4 separate regions of the Homo sapiens genome follow, and regions 1, 2 and 4 are each linked to region 3. Evidence: chromatin contacts called from ENCODE Hi-C or POLR2A ChIA-PET data. All regions are on one chromosome and are shown on one strand. The core of a region is the stretch at or near the end of the contact, and the rest is flanking DNA. Distances in the headings are between cores, read along the strand shown.

The links. A loop is a pair of places that touch in the nucleus more often than their neighbours do. ChIA-PET counts read pairs that join two places held with the same protein, here RNA polymerase II (POLR2A). Pooled maps may share reads with other maps.
Region 1: a loop to region 3 is called in a map of B cell, with 4 times the contacts of the local background. The contact joins the enhancer-like site here to the promoter of PRDM11 in region 3. A Hi-C loop is called at or near these places in 1 of 168 maps with a recorded cell type or tissue (B cell), 1 of 37 single-sample maps with no recorded cell type and 4 of 50 pooled maps. POLR2A ChIA-PET finds 5 or more read pairs at or near these places in 1 of 52 experiments (H1).
Region 2: a loop to region 3 is called in a pooled map, with 2.0 times the contacts of the local background. The contact joins the enhancer-like site here to the promoter of PRDM11 in region 3. A Hi-C loop is called at or near these places in 1 of 37 single-sample maps with no recorded cell type and 5 of 50 pooled maps. POLR2A ChIA-PET finds 5 or more read pairs at or near these places in 2 of 52 experiments (GM12878 and H1).
Region 4: a map of naive thymus-derived CD4-positive, alpha-beta T cell shows a loop between it and region 3 (12-fold over the local background). The contact joins the enhancer-like site here to the promoter of PRDM11 in region 3. A Hi-C loop is called at or near these places in 2 of 168 maps with a recorded cell type or tissue (gastrocnemius medialis and naive thymus-derived CD4-positive, alpha-beta T cell) and 8 of 50 pooled maps. POLR2A ChIA-PET finds 5 or more read pairs at or near these places in 1 of 52 experiments (CD4-positive, alpha-beta T cell).

What each region holds. Positions count from the first base shown.
Region 1 is chr11:45,024,876-45,027,575 of GRCh38, reverse strand. All of the region lies in intron 1 of LOC105376650 (a long non-coding RNA gene), which reads right to left. Among named protein-coding and RNA genes, the nearest start is that of LINC02685, 52 kb to the right of the region's middle. Within about 2 kb of position 1,400, at least 10 of the 41 ENCODE cell types and tissues checked have a DNase peak (open chromatin) inside an H3K27ac peak, as active enhancers do; they include B cell, where a contact is called at or near this core.
Region 2 is chr11:45,047,799-45,050,505 of GRCh38, reverse strand. No RefSeq gene overlaps it. Among named protein-coding and RNA genes, the nearest start is that of LINC02685, 75 kb to the right of the region's middle. RefSeq lists an enhancer at 629-1,128. Within about 2 kb of position 1,370, at least 7 of the 41 ENCODE cell types and tissues checked have a DNase peak (open chromatin) inside an H3K27ac peak, as active enhancers do.
Region 3 is chr11:45,145,299-45,147,998 of GRCh38, reverse strand. PRDM11 (PR/SET domain 11) reads right to left here and starts at 1,360. Exons shown (of 8, transcript NM_001384648.1): 1 at 1,122-1,360. LOC105376652 (a long non-coding RNA gene) reads left to right here and starts at 1,216. Exons shown (of 6, transcript XR_931241.3): 1 at 1,216-2,700. RefSeq lists silencers at 610-799, 880-959.
Region 4 is chr11:45,079,051-45,081,750 of GRCh38, reverse strand. No RefSeq gene overlaps it. Among named protein-coding and RNA genes, the nearest start is that of PRDM11, 66 kb to the left of the region's middle. RefSeq lists a silencer at 1,613-1,682. Within about 2 kb of position 1,415, at least 13 of the 41 ENCODE cell types and tissues checked have a DNase peak (open chromatin) inside an H3K27ac peak, as active enhancers do; they include CD4-positive, alpha-beta T cell, where a contact is called at or near this core.

The DNA of each region.
Region 1 (2,700 bases), core at 151-2,650, 120 kb after region 3:
ATGAGAGGAACAGGCAAAGACCTGGAAGGAAGGGAGGGTTTCAGACAGAAAACAGGGCAGGTGCAAAGGCCCTGAGGCAGGCATGAGCTTGGCGTATTGGAAGAAGAGCAGGAAGTCCAGGGTGGCTGAGAGGTGAATGTGTGAGAGAGAATGGCCAAGAACCAAGCCCAGGGTGGCAAGAAGGGGAAACTGAGTCCCATTCTGGCCAGAGGGATGGAGTTAAGCCCTTGGAATAGGCAGAGAACAGCCGAGGGCATCCATCACTCATGTCCACAGCTAACTTAGGTCCCTCAAATGTCCTCCAGTCAGAGAACTGGGAACTTTGGGAGGGTCTCTGCTGATCCAGGCCTCAAGCTTCAGGGAGGGTTTCATTCTAGCCATCTTCATAAGCAGGCCATTGGCCCAAGAGGCATCCTTTGGGAGAACAAGATGCAGAATCATTTCAGGGCCCAGAGAGGGAGGAGAGGGAGACAGGCTGGGCCGTGTGCCCCCTGGGGCTCATCACAAAGGCCACTCGGGCTGGCGGCCACCCTGGCAGCGAGGGGCAGCAGGGCTGCCAGGAAAATGCCAGCCTCCTGTGAAGGCTTAATTAGCCTGCTCCTGCCGCTGCCGGGTAATAGCTTGGTAGGGTGCAGGTGTTTCTATTTTTCAGCACAATTATCTGGGAAGTGAGGGCAGAAACATCAATGGATATGTCCTCAGCTTTGTGTGTGTGTGACTTGTGTAGAATGACATGTTTGAATGTCACATCCTCATAAGAGACAGTGTCCTGTTGGATGGCGTGTGTCTGTGTCTCTGTCCTACTCACATAACAGCATGTATGTCTGAATCTCTCATAACCATGTAGAACCATGTAAGGTTGTGTTTGTGGGTCTATGTGTGTGGACACAGGTATGCCCAGCTGGCGAGTACAACCTGGCTCTCAAAACACCAGCCTTCCAGAGCAGGCCAGCTCTGCCTTTTGCTTCTGTTTCTTCAGCTGTCGAATGGGGCTGCAGACCCGGTCCTGGGGCCACACAGCATCTTTCCACTGTGTTGCTGCTGTGACTGGTGGTGGGGTCTCCTGAGGAACACGTCTCAGGCCAGCTCCTTTGTCTAGAACAGTGGACTGGCTGCTCCCCAACTCCCCACCACCAGCGTAAGCTCTTCCTCTTGCATGAGCCCAGCTGCATCCTGGACCTGGGCTGACGTGGGCTGGAACTTTGAGGCCTGGCCTAGGGCCATCTGGGCCTGGTGTGCTGTGCGTGTGCAGAGGGTCCGCGACAGGAAGAGCTTCCATTCCCCGTGCTGTGCGTCCTCCCCGACAGCTGGGGCTCAGGGTGAGATGCAGAGGAAGAGGAAGTGAGTCCCCAGCCCAGATCAGGGCAGGACCAGAGGATGAGAGACCTCTGGGAGTCTCTCAGGTTACCAACAGGAAGCAGTGATAAGTTTCCATGGAAACATTACACAGGTTATGCCTGAAGCCCTCGCTTATCAGCTATTTGTCCAGCATGAACCGAGCACTTGCTCTGGATCAGGCCTTGAATCTGAGCTACTGTCAATAACAGCAGCAATAATAACAAAGCAGCCTCCACCTACTTAGGCCACAGCATCAGCTCCTCCAGCCTGCCCCCCGCCTCCTGCCATGTGGCAGCCCCGCTGGCCTCCCCTGGGTTCCTCAGTCTCTGCCACTTCTGTCCCTCCACAGGGCCTTTGCATATGCTGGCTCCTCTTCCTAGAGCACCTTTTCTCCTGCTTTTCTTGTGGCTGCCTACTGCTCATTAACCACCTCTTGGTTTAGATGTCACCTCCCCACAGAGGCCTTCCCTAGACCCATCCCCTGAACCATGTCATGCCTTAGTCCCATGGGCTCAGACTTTCTGTCCCATAGGCTTCAGAGCATGTGTAACCATCTGCCATCATCTTGTTTTTCAAGTGTTTATTCTGTCTTCCCTTTCTGGACTATAACCCCTGTGAGGGCAGAGCTCTCATCTGTCTTGTTCAGCCTCCTAATTCCAGGATCAGCATCAGCATGAAGTATGTGCTCAGTAAATATTTATTGGCAGATTAACAAATTTAACGAGTACTAGTTATGTGCCAGGCACTGACTAGTATCTCATTTCAAACTCGCAACCCATAAGCCAAAGGTGTGTGCATCTTACTGATGAAAGAAAATATAAGTTCAGAGAGGTTAAGAAACCTGTCTAAGGTCACACAGCGTGTAAGTAGGAAAATCAAGATTTGTATCCAAATCTTTCTGATGCAGCTGCATGCTCTTAATATTCTGCTCTGCTGTGATCAGGAGACAGGAAGAAGAATAAGAAAGTCTGGCCAAAGAGACAAATGGACACACAGACAGCTGCCTCAATTATATATTGGGGCAAAACAAGCCACCCCAGAACTGAGTGGCTTAAAACAACCATCACTGACTGCTCATGGCTCTAAGGTTTGGCTATGTGGGCAAGGTTCCGCTGGGATGAATCCTCTTTGTGTGGTGTTGGCTGGACCAGTTTTAAGGAAGAGGCAAGGTCAGCTAGGGGCTGGCTGGTCCCAGATGGCCTCACTCACAAGTCTAGCAATGGGGATGGGGCTGCCAATCAGGTGCCTCAGTTTACCTCCAGGTGGCTTCTCCAGGGAGTTAGCTTGGGCTTCCTTATGTGGCAGCTAGATTCCAAGACAGCAAGAGTGGGAGCTGTGAGACCTCTTGTAGAGGTCAAGAGG
Region 2 (2,707 bases), core at 121-2,620, 98 kb after region 3:
TGCCCCGCGCCCCATAACAAAGGTCCACTCAGTCAGCTCTGGGAGCGTCAAAGAGGAAACATCTTGAATGCAGCATCTTGGGATGTGCCTTGAAGTAGGTGACATTTGAGTGAAGGGTAGAGTAGCGTTTTAACAAGAGACTGTGAGACTGGGATGGTATTCCTGGGAGAGGTTACAGCCCGAGTAACAATCTGGAGGGGGTGGTGTTCAATCTGTTCTGAGAACCTGCAACTAGGCTCATATGGCGTGAGTGTAGGACTAAAAATAATCAAGTTTTTTTTGGTGGGGGGGTGAAAATTACAGAAATTCAGCTGAAAGGGGATTTTTTGCTCGTGTTTTCAGAAGAGTCCAAGAGATGAGCTTCAGGTGCAGCTGGATCCAGGTGCTCAAACTATGTCATTTCGATTTCTTCTTTCTTGTTTCATTTTTCTTGTTCTGCTTTCTTTGGCACTGGCTTTTTTCTGAGATAGAGCCTAGCCACATCTTAGGGGTTCCCTGCTCCCTGCTTCAGTCTCAATTGGGAAAAAATATTGATTTCCCAGTCATTCCAACCACAGTCTCAGTGCTGACACTGGTTGACCCAGCTTCTATGCCAAGCCATCCCTGAGTCAGGCCCTGCACTCAGGGCTGTACTCCAGGCTGAGGCTTGGGCCCACCTGTGAATCTGAGGGGTGGGGTCGGCCCTGCCTGGGCTACATGGGCCAAGAGTGGAGGCAGGGTATTTCCTCAAAGCCAAATCAGGATGACGTTTCCAGAAGGAAGGAAATAAATGTTAAGCAGACAAAAACACCAGATGTCCTCTACAGGTAGCAAGAGCTAAGGCTGCAAGAGAAATCAGAAGCCCTGCTCTAATTCACACCACCGCAGCCCCCGCTCCCAGCTTCTCCCACCTCCCAGCCTCCCCCTCCTTTTCTACAAGATGTACTCATTCCCACCTCCTTGGTTTCTCTTGCACACGCTCCCAACCTCCCTGGATGCTGGGCATAATCTGGTCCTCATCAGAGGTGCTAGAAATACCTTCTGTCAACACAGCATCTGCCAGCTGCCGCCCCCCACCCAGCCACAGCTACATCATTTGAGTTAGTGGGAACTGGCGGACTGGCGGCTGGAGGTGCGTGTGTCTCAGGCTGACTGGCTCCTCCCTGCCTCCACCTCCTGTCTGTGAGATCCTTGGCCATCTGGGGGAGCATGCGACTTTCCTGCCCAAACTGACCTTAATCAGGTTTGCGTGCACGAGCCCAGAAGACGCTCACTGGCTCCGCTGATATGCCAGAGCCAAATATAGGACAGGCCCAGCCCCACCCCCTTAATTCTGTAATTTGTTCGAAATCAGATGATAACGCTAGCCTGGGGAGACATAATTTGTGATAAGCCAGTCCTCCTGGGTTTCGTCCAAGATGACATCAACGTAGAGTAGCGTGCCTGTGGATCAGGCTCCTTCCCTGTGCTCATCATCTTCCCTTTTTAGTCCCTACTCCTGGTCCCAATGGCCATCTGCCACTGCTGCCTCTCTCCCTTTCCCCCAGTCCCTGACAAACTGACACGATGTGGAGGAAATGTGCTATTTACTCATTCATTCACCCTACCGCTAACCACTGAGCTCGTGCTAAGTGCAGACACTGCGCGAGCAGCTGAGGACAGAAGATGGACAGGCCCTGGCTGCCTATGGCTGTCCAGAGATTGTAGCCTCCCGGGGCAGGGGAGACCAATGTCCCTCTCAAAAGAATATGCAGTTTTCAGGGACAAGACTCACAGTAGGCAGAGCTGGGGGGGTGAGGGTCAGCATTACTTAGGGGAGTAGTAGGGCCTCAGAGGGCGGTCGAGGGCTGCCCACAGTGAACAATGGCGGGGGTGCAGAGCTGGGATGTCAGCTCTTGGCCTCCCTCACGAGCTCTGTCCCCTTGACCGTGGCCATGGGCTCCTGTCCTGCCTGGAGACAGAAGGCCAGGTCAGTGGTTTGGTAAGGATCCTGTTCTCTGGGGAAGATGTGAGGCAACCACATGGGTGCTTCAGACCTTCCTTATCTGCCTCCTCCCATTTCCTGGAATAGTTCCTGTTCATTCACACAATAAAAATGGCCAGAGTACTTGCTAACGCTGGGTCTGGGCCCAGGCACAGGGTAGCATGGGAAGCCAAAGATGTGTGGACCAAAACCAGAGGGTTTCACAGGTAAACAGAATGGTGTCTGTATGCAGCCAAAGGAAGGTTCAGGGCTGTAAGATACACTAAGAACAAGGGAACTCGTCTAGGAGGTCAAGAAGGTGAGGACTGAAGTGAGTTCTATCTGGCAGGAAAGTTAGAATTAAGTAGGGGAGACAGTGAAAGAAATGTGCTTTGGCTGGGCGTGGTGGCTTGCGCCTGTCATCCCAGCACTTTGGGAAGCTGAGGCAGGCAGATCACGAGGTCAGGACATCAAGACCATCCTGGCTAACACGGTGAAACCCGTCTTTACTAAAAATACAAAAAATTAGCCGGCATGGTGGCAGGCACCTGTAGTCCCAGCTACTCGGGAGGCTGAGGCAGGAGAATGGTGTGAACCCGGGAGGCAGAGCTTGCAGTGAACTGAGATGGCACCACTGCACTCCAGCCTGGGCAACAGAGTGAGACTCCATCTCAAAATAAAAAAAAAAAAAAAGAAAGAAAAAAGAAGAAAAAAGAAATGCGCTCCAGGCCAGAGGCATGACAAGGGTAAAGTTCTGGAGGCAGG
Region 3 (2,700 bases), core at 111-2,610:
TTGCTACAGGCATCATGCTCCACAGAAAATTCTTCTGTCCCCAAACCCCCAAAGTTTATAGGGTTTCCAGGTACCAAGAGCAATCTCTCATCATTGCCTCCTGGCCCCACGCACAAAGGGCTGGGTGTGTTTCCTTACAGCCACTCTAAATTATACAGCACAGCCTTTCTCCACACGAAGCAAACGTCTAGGAAAGAGGAGACGTTTCACATTTTTCTCCCCTAAATCCCAGCCCAGCCTGGGGGGTTCTAAGCCCCCATCTCCCAACTGGGCTCTAGACACACACCAGCAATTTTTCACCAGCATCGCCCAAGACATTGGTATTCTCTTTGCAGCGACTCGCCTAGAGCACGCTGGCCTTGACCGGAGAGAGGTCATTGGCCGCTAAGTTTCTGCAGTTTCTGCATAGGAGAGTACCTTGGGGACTGCGAGTGGGGGGTGGAGGCTACGCTCCGGAGAGGTTTCCCGAAGAGTCTACACCGCAACTGACACTTAAAACGCATTCCAGAAATGCCCTCCGGCTCGGCCACGCTTCGCGGGCAATCGCGAACCGCGATGGAGAAGGCTTCGTCGCATCCCAAAGGACGCCTCCCACCTTCATCCCCGAGCACCCCGCAGCAGCCCCCGGCGCGGGGCCGAGGGCGTCCGCGAGAACTAGGCCGGCGGCCGCGGCGAGCCCTCTGGCGTCGGCGTCCGCGCCCCGCCCCGTCCGTGTCACCGCGTTCTCATTCCGAGCGCTCGGCCCGGGCCGCCACTCCCATTGGTCGGCGGCCACGTCCGTCAGCGGGCGCGCCGCTTGCGGAGAGAAAAGGCTACATTGTAACAAGGCGAGGAGCGAGCGAGCTGGGAGGAAGGAGGCGGAGGGCGGCCCCCGGCTCCCGCGGCGGCGGCAGCTACCTGCCGAGGGTTCACCCACCTCGCGGCCACGGCGGGCCGCCCCCCACCCCGCGCCGGCGCCGTCCGGACCCCCGCCCCGCGCCCGCGCCGAGACCCCCGGCCGCCCCCGCCCCCAGCCGCCGCTCCCGGCCCCCGCACCGGCGGCCCCCGCGCTCGCTGGCAAACTGCCGAGCGCTCTCCGAAGCCATTTTCAATGGCCACATTGGCTACCGGGGCTGACTCACCTTCCCGGGAATGCTGCGGCAGCCGCGGGGCCCGGGCGGCGAGAGCGGCCCGGCGGGCGGCTCGGCGGAGGCGGCGCGGCCTCGGCTGGCGGCCCCCGCGGAGGGAGCGGCCGCGCTGCGGGCGCGCTGGTCCCCGGCGAGGCAAAGTTTCAGCGCCAGCCTCGGCGCGGCGGCGGCGGCGACTCGCTGCTGCTCTCCTCCCCTGCTTTGACCACCATCTTATTAGTACAGGAAATGACATGGAAAACGGAAGAAAGCGGCGTTTGGGGCAGACGCGGACCCCCCAATTCAGGGGCCGGAGCCGGGACTCACCAGCCGCGTCCCGACCCGGCCCCGGAGAAAACTCCCGGGGCCCCTTAGGCCCGCGCCCTGCCCGGAGGGGGGAACCCGGCTCTCCAAACCCAAAGGGAGAGGGAGCGTTTTATAATCCAGCCCGTGGAGAAATCGAGAAAAAAATAGATGAAAAAAAGAAAAGGTTAAGAGAGAACTTTCGAACTGGGATACTTTTTTGGGGTCAGAAGTAAAAGTTCTCAAATTTTAATAAAGTCATTGTGAGGGGGGCTCCCTGGCTCTCCCGGTCGCGTGGCTGTCCATTTGGAACCAAATAGTCGGGGGGAGTCGACGCGTTTGGATTTTTAACCCTTTCAGGGCTCCGCGGCTGGCCCCCTCCCGGTCCCATTTAACCCTTTGAATGCTCAGCAGTTTGGAGATACAAACTGAAGTTGCGAGACGCAGGCGTCCCGCGAAGGCTGAGGGTGAGGGGCTTGGGGTTCGTTAAAAATATTAACTCTTTATGTGGGGTTGCGGTTTTGTAGTCACGAATCGCACATGTTCTTCAAGTCAAAATATGTTACAGAGGGAGAGAGATTCTGAGAACTGGAGGGGCTGGTCCCTGGCTGGCTTGGAAAAGATGTTTAAGCGGCATTCACTTGCTCGATTCCTCAGTTTCTCCATCTGTGAAATGGGATTCGACATCACAGAGAGGGGGTGAAGAGGGAAAGACTGGGCCGGGGGTGGAATTGTCACAGAGTGCTTGAGTGCTTGACATGCTTTCCTGAGCGCCTGGAAAACTGACAGGTTGCGATGGGGCTGGAAGCCTTGGAGGAGGGCAAGGGACACTGCAGGGTGGCGTAACCAGGACAACCATTCCCCAATCAACCCCTTTCTCGTGGCGTCCTCTACAAGTCCTGTGGCCCAATGGCGACGTCTCTCCTACCAAGGGAGGATGCTCTGTGCAAGCTCCAAAATTGGGGCAGTAAACCCCAGTTGGTGATTCCCAGGAAGGCACCTGGGCGAGGCGCTGTCCAGTGCTTTCCCCAAACATCCACGAAGCCCTGCAAGAGTTGCCCAGACGGCCCCCAGAGGGTACTACCCCAGGGAAGCCTCCTCCCAAGGCGGAAGGAGTTCCGTGTCAACCTTGCTGCTGGCGATCCGCAGATGGGCGTTCATGGTCAGATGGGCGTTCATGGTCAGATGGGGGTGCTCATGGCTTTTGGAATCTGGATGTGGAGCTGGAGGCGGTGGGGGTGATGAGGGAGGGAGCACTGTGGGTACCACATCATTTGTTTCCCTTGACTCT
Region 4 (2,700 bases), core at 166-2,665, 66 kb after region 3:
GTACTAGTAGTGAATAAGTCTCTCAAGATCTGATGGTTTTATAAGGGGTTTCCCCTTCCACTTGGCTCTCATTCTCTCTTGCCTGCTGCCATGTAAGAAGTGCCTTTTGCCTTCTGCCATGATTGTGAGGCCTCCCCAGTCATGTGGAACTGTGAGTCCATTAAACCTCTTTTTCTTTATAAATTACCCAGTCTTGGGTATGTCTTTATCAGCAGCCTGAAAACGGACTAATACATATGACTTACAGCATAGGAAGGCGCTAGCAGGAAGGATCCCAGTGCTTAAGAGGGAAACTCCTGGAACCTTCATCTGCCCACTGTGAAGGGAAGAGCTGATATCCAGCCCTCCCAGCTCTGCACAACGTGAGGATCTCCCACAGGGCTGTCCCAGGGGAGTCAGCATCGGGGGTGGGGCATAGGCCAGTCCCCCTGCTATCCTGTACGATAACCCCTCTCCTGGGGGCCCAGTGCATCTCCAATCTCTGTGGCAGGTTCCTCCCCACCTTTCCAGGCCCCTTCCTTTCTTCTGTTCCTTCTTAGGAGATATAGCTACAGCCTGGGGTGGTGGCCATTCAGCTAGCCCTTGATGGGAGGGTCCCAGGAACCAGCTTCAGGCCCTAGATGGGTCCACTTCCAAAGTGACCAGCCTCCGCCTTCAGAGACACTGGAACCATATGACCTGCTGGCCGGCCTCCGGCAAGCGGATGGGACCTCAGCCTTCACAACTAGACCGCTTCTAGTTAAGCACCGGTGTTTCCAGCCCTTGGAGAAGAAAACTCAAGAAAGTGCTTCCAAGGTGTAGTTCAAAGACTACCTGTGCCGAATCACCTGGGGGTGGGGGTCAGGAGGCTCATCGATGAAAATACAAATTCCTGGGTCTTACACAAGACCTACCGGGTTAGACTCTGGAGCTGGGAGTGCAGGAACCGCAAGTTTCCCAAGCAACTCCTGCACACTCGAGTTAGTAAACTGTGGGACTCACGGGGCAACAGCAACGGGAAAGCCCTTAGGACCAGGAATCCTTGGTACCATCCCAACCCCATTGCCAGACTCCCTGAGGGACGCCAGGGATTCACAGTTTGTGCCAGTGAACGAGCCCAAGCCTGCGTCTTCACTCCTTTCTCTCCAGCTGCCCACACTGCTCACACGTTCCCCGCAGTTTCTAAATTCAAAGTGGGGCAGTTTGAGCTGTTTACCAACTCCCTTTCCTGGGCACCAGGTCTTAGAAGCCTGCCACTGGAGAGGGGTCTGGGCTCACATCCTTCTAGGGCTTGGCAGGAGTTTCCCTGACTGTAGGCAGGGGGTGAGGATGGGACCCGAGGGCCCTGTTGCAAGCTGGGTGACTTCCTGGCCTGGAGCAAGCCTCTGACTTTCCAGACACAGCTTGGGCCTCTGAACCACTTCCTCCCGGAAGTCACAGTCTTTACAATCTCCCCCAAGTGGGACGGCAGCCTGAGTGCTGTCAGGCTCACCTGCAGAGGGACTCCCGTCCTGGGCCCTGGAGCTGGCGCTGGGGTGGGGGTGGGAGCCTGACACCCACTCCGGCCCCCTACAGATGGTCCAATGCCTCGTTGGCAGAGCAAGTGTTCATTGAACACCTGCTGAGTGTGGCTTGCTGTACTGGGTGCTGGTGGGGGGAGGGTGAGGGATGGGGAAGCATTGGGGGCGAAGAAAGAAATAGAAGACTGGGGGAGTGGAGAAGCCCACACGCAGGTTTAGAACAATCACTAAGCAGCCTGCCAGGCAAAGCGAAACACACTCATCAGAATCCAGTCTGCGTGAGCTTATTCAGCAGGCCAGGCTGGTATCTCAGAGGTGTGGGGTGTGTGCTGGCGTGGGAGGGGGGCAGGGAAGACACAGGGGCAGACAGGACTTATGTTCCAGTCCTGAGGCCACACACCATGGACAAGGCCATTGCTGTGTGGCCTTGGTAAGTTACTTACCCTCTCTGAGCCTCAGCCATTCCCCTTTCTGTGCTTCCCCCAGTGTATACAACCTGGAAAATTGCCAGCTTAAACCAAATTTTCTGACACTTAGCAAGGGATGTGGCTTCTTGGTCATCTGAGTGGTCTGTCAGCTAGAGGCCCATGTCACCCCAACAGGCAGTATAGGGTCATGATTAGAAACCTTGTGCTTTGGGGTCACAGACCTTCACTGAAAGCCACCTCTGCCACAGGCATATCAATGCCCTTGTCTATAGAATGAGCAGATCTGTCGGCATCTTTGCAGGGAGGATTCAGTGAAATTCACTCCTGGCTGGGGAGCGGGGTGTCTGGACAGCATCTCGGAGAAGGGGCAGAGGACATGAGGTTCACAAAGCACTGCCTTCCTCCTTTGCTTTGATTCATTTTAGTTGCAGTAGTCACTTGTTGGAGATGTTAATGAATACAAAAGCCAGAGAGTGTTTCACTTTTTTCAAAGACTGCACGAGTTATGAGGTTTGAGGAGTGCCAGGGTACAGGATGGAAGGGGCCCAGCGCTGTGCCTGGCGCTTGGTGAGCTCTCCTGAGTGTTACAAGACAGACTTCTTCCCACTGCTTCCTCTCTTTAGTGTCTTCCGATGAAGACACTCCTCCCCTTTCTCCTTCTCAGCTGTGTTTGTTCCCTAGAGACAGCTGGAGCTCCACCCCCCAACAGCCCCTAAGCAGGGGGGGGCCTCTCCCCTGCAGCAGCCTGGCTCTGGGCTAATCCTAAACCCTCT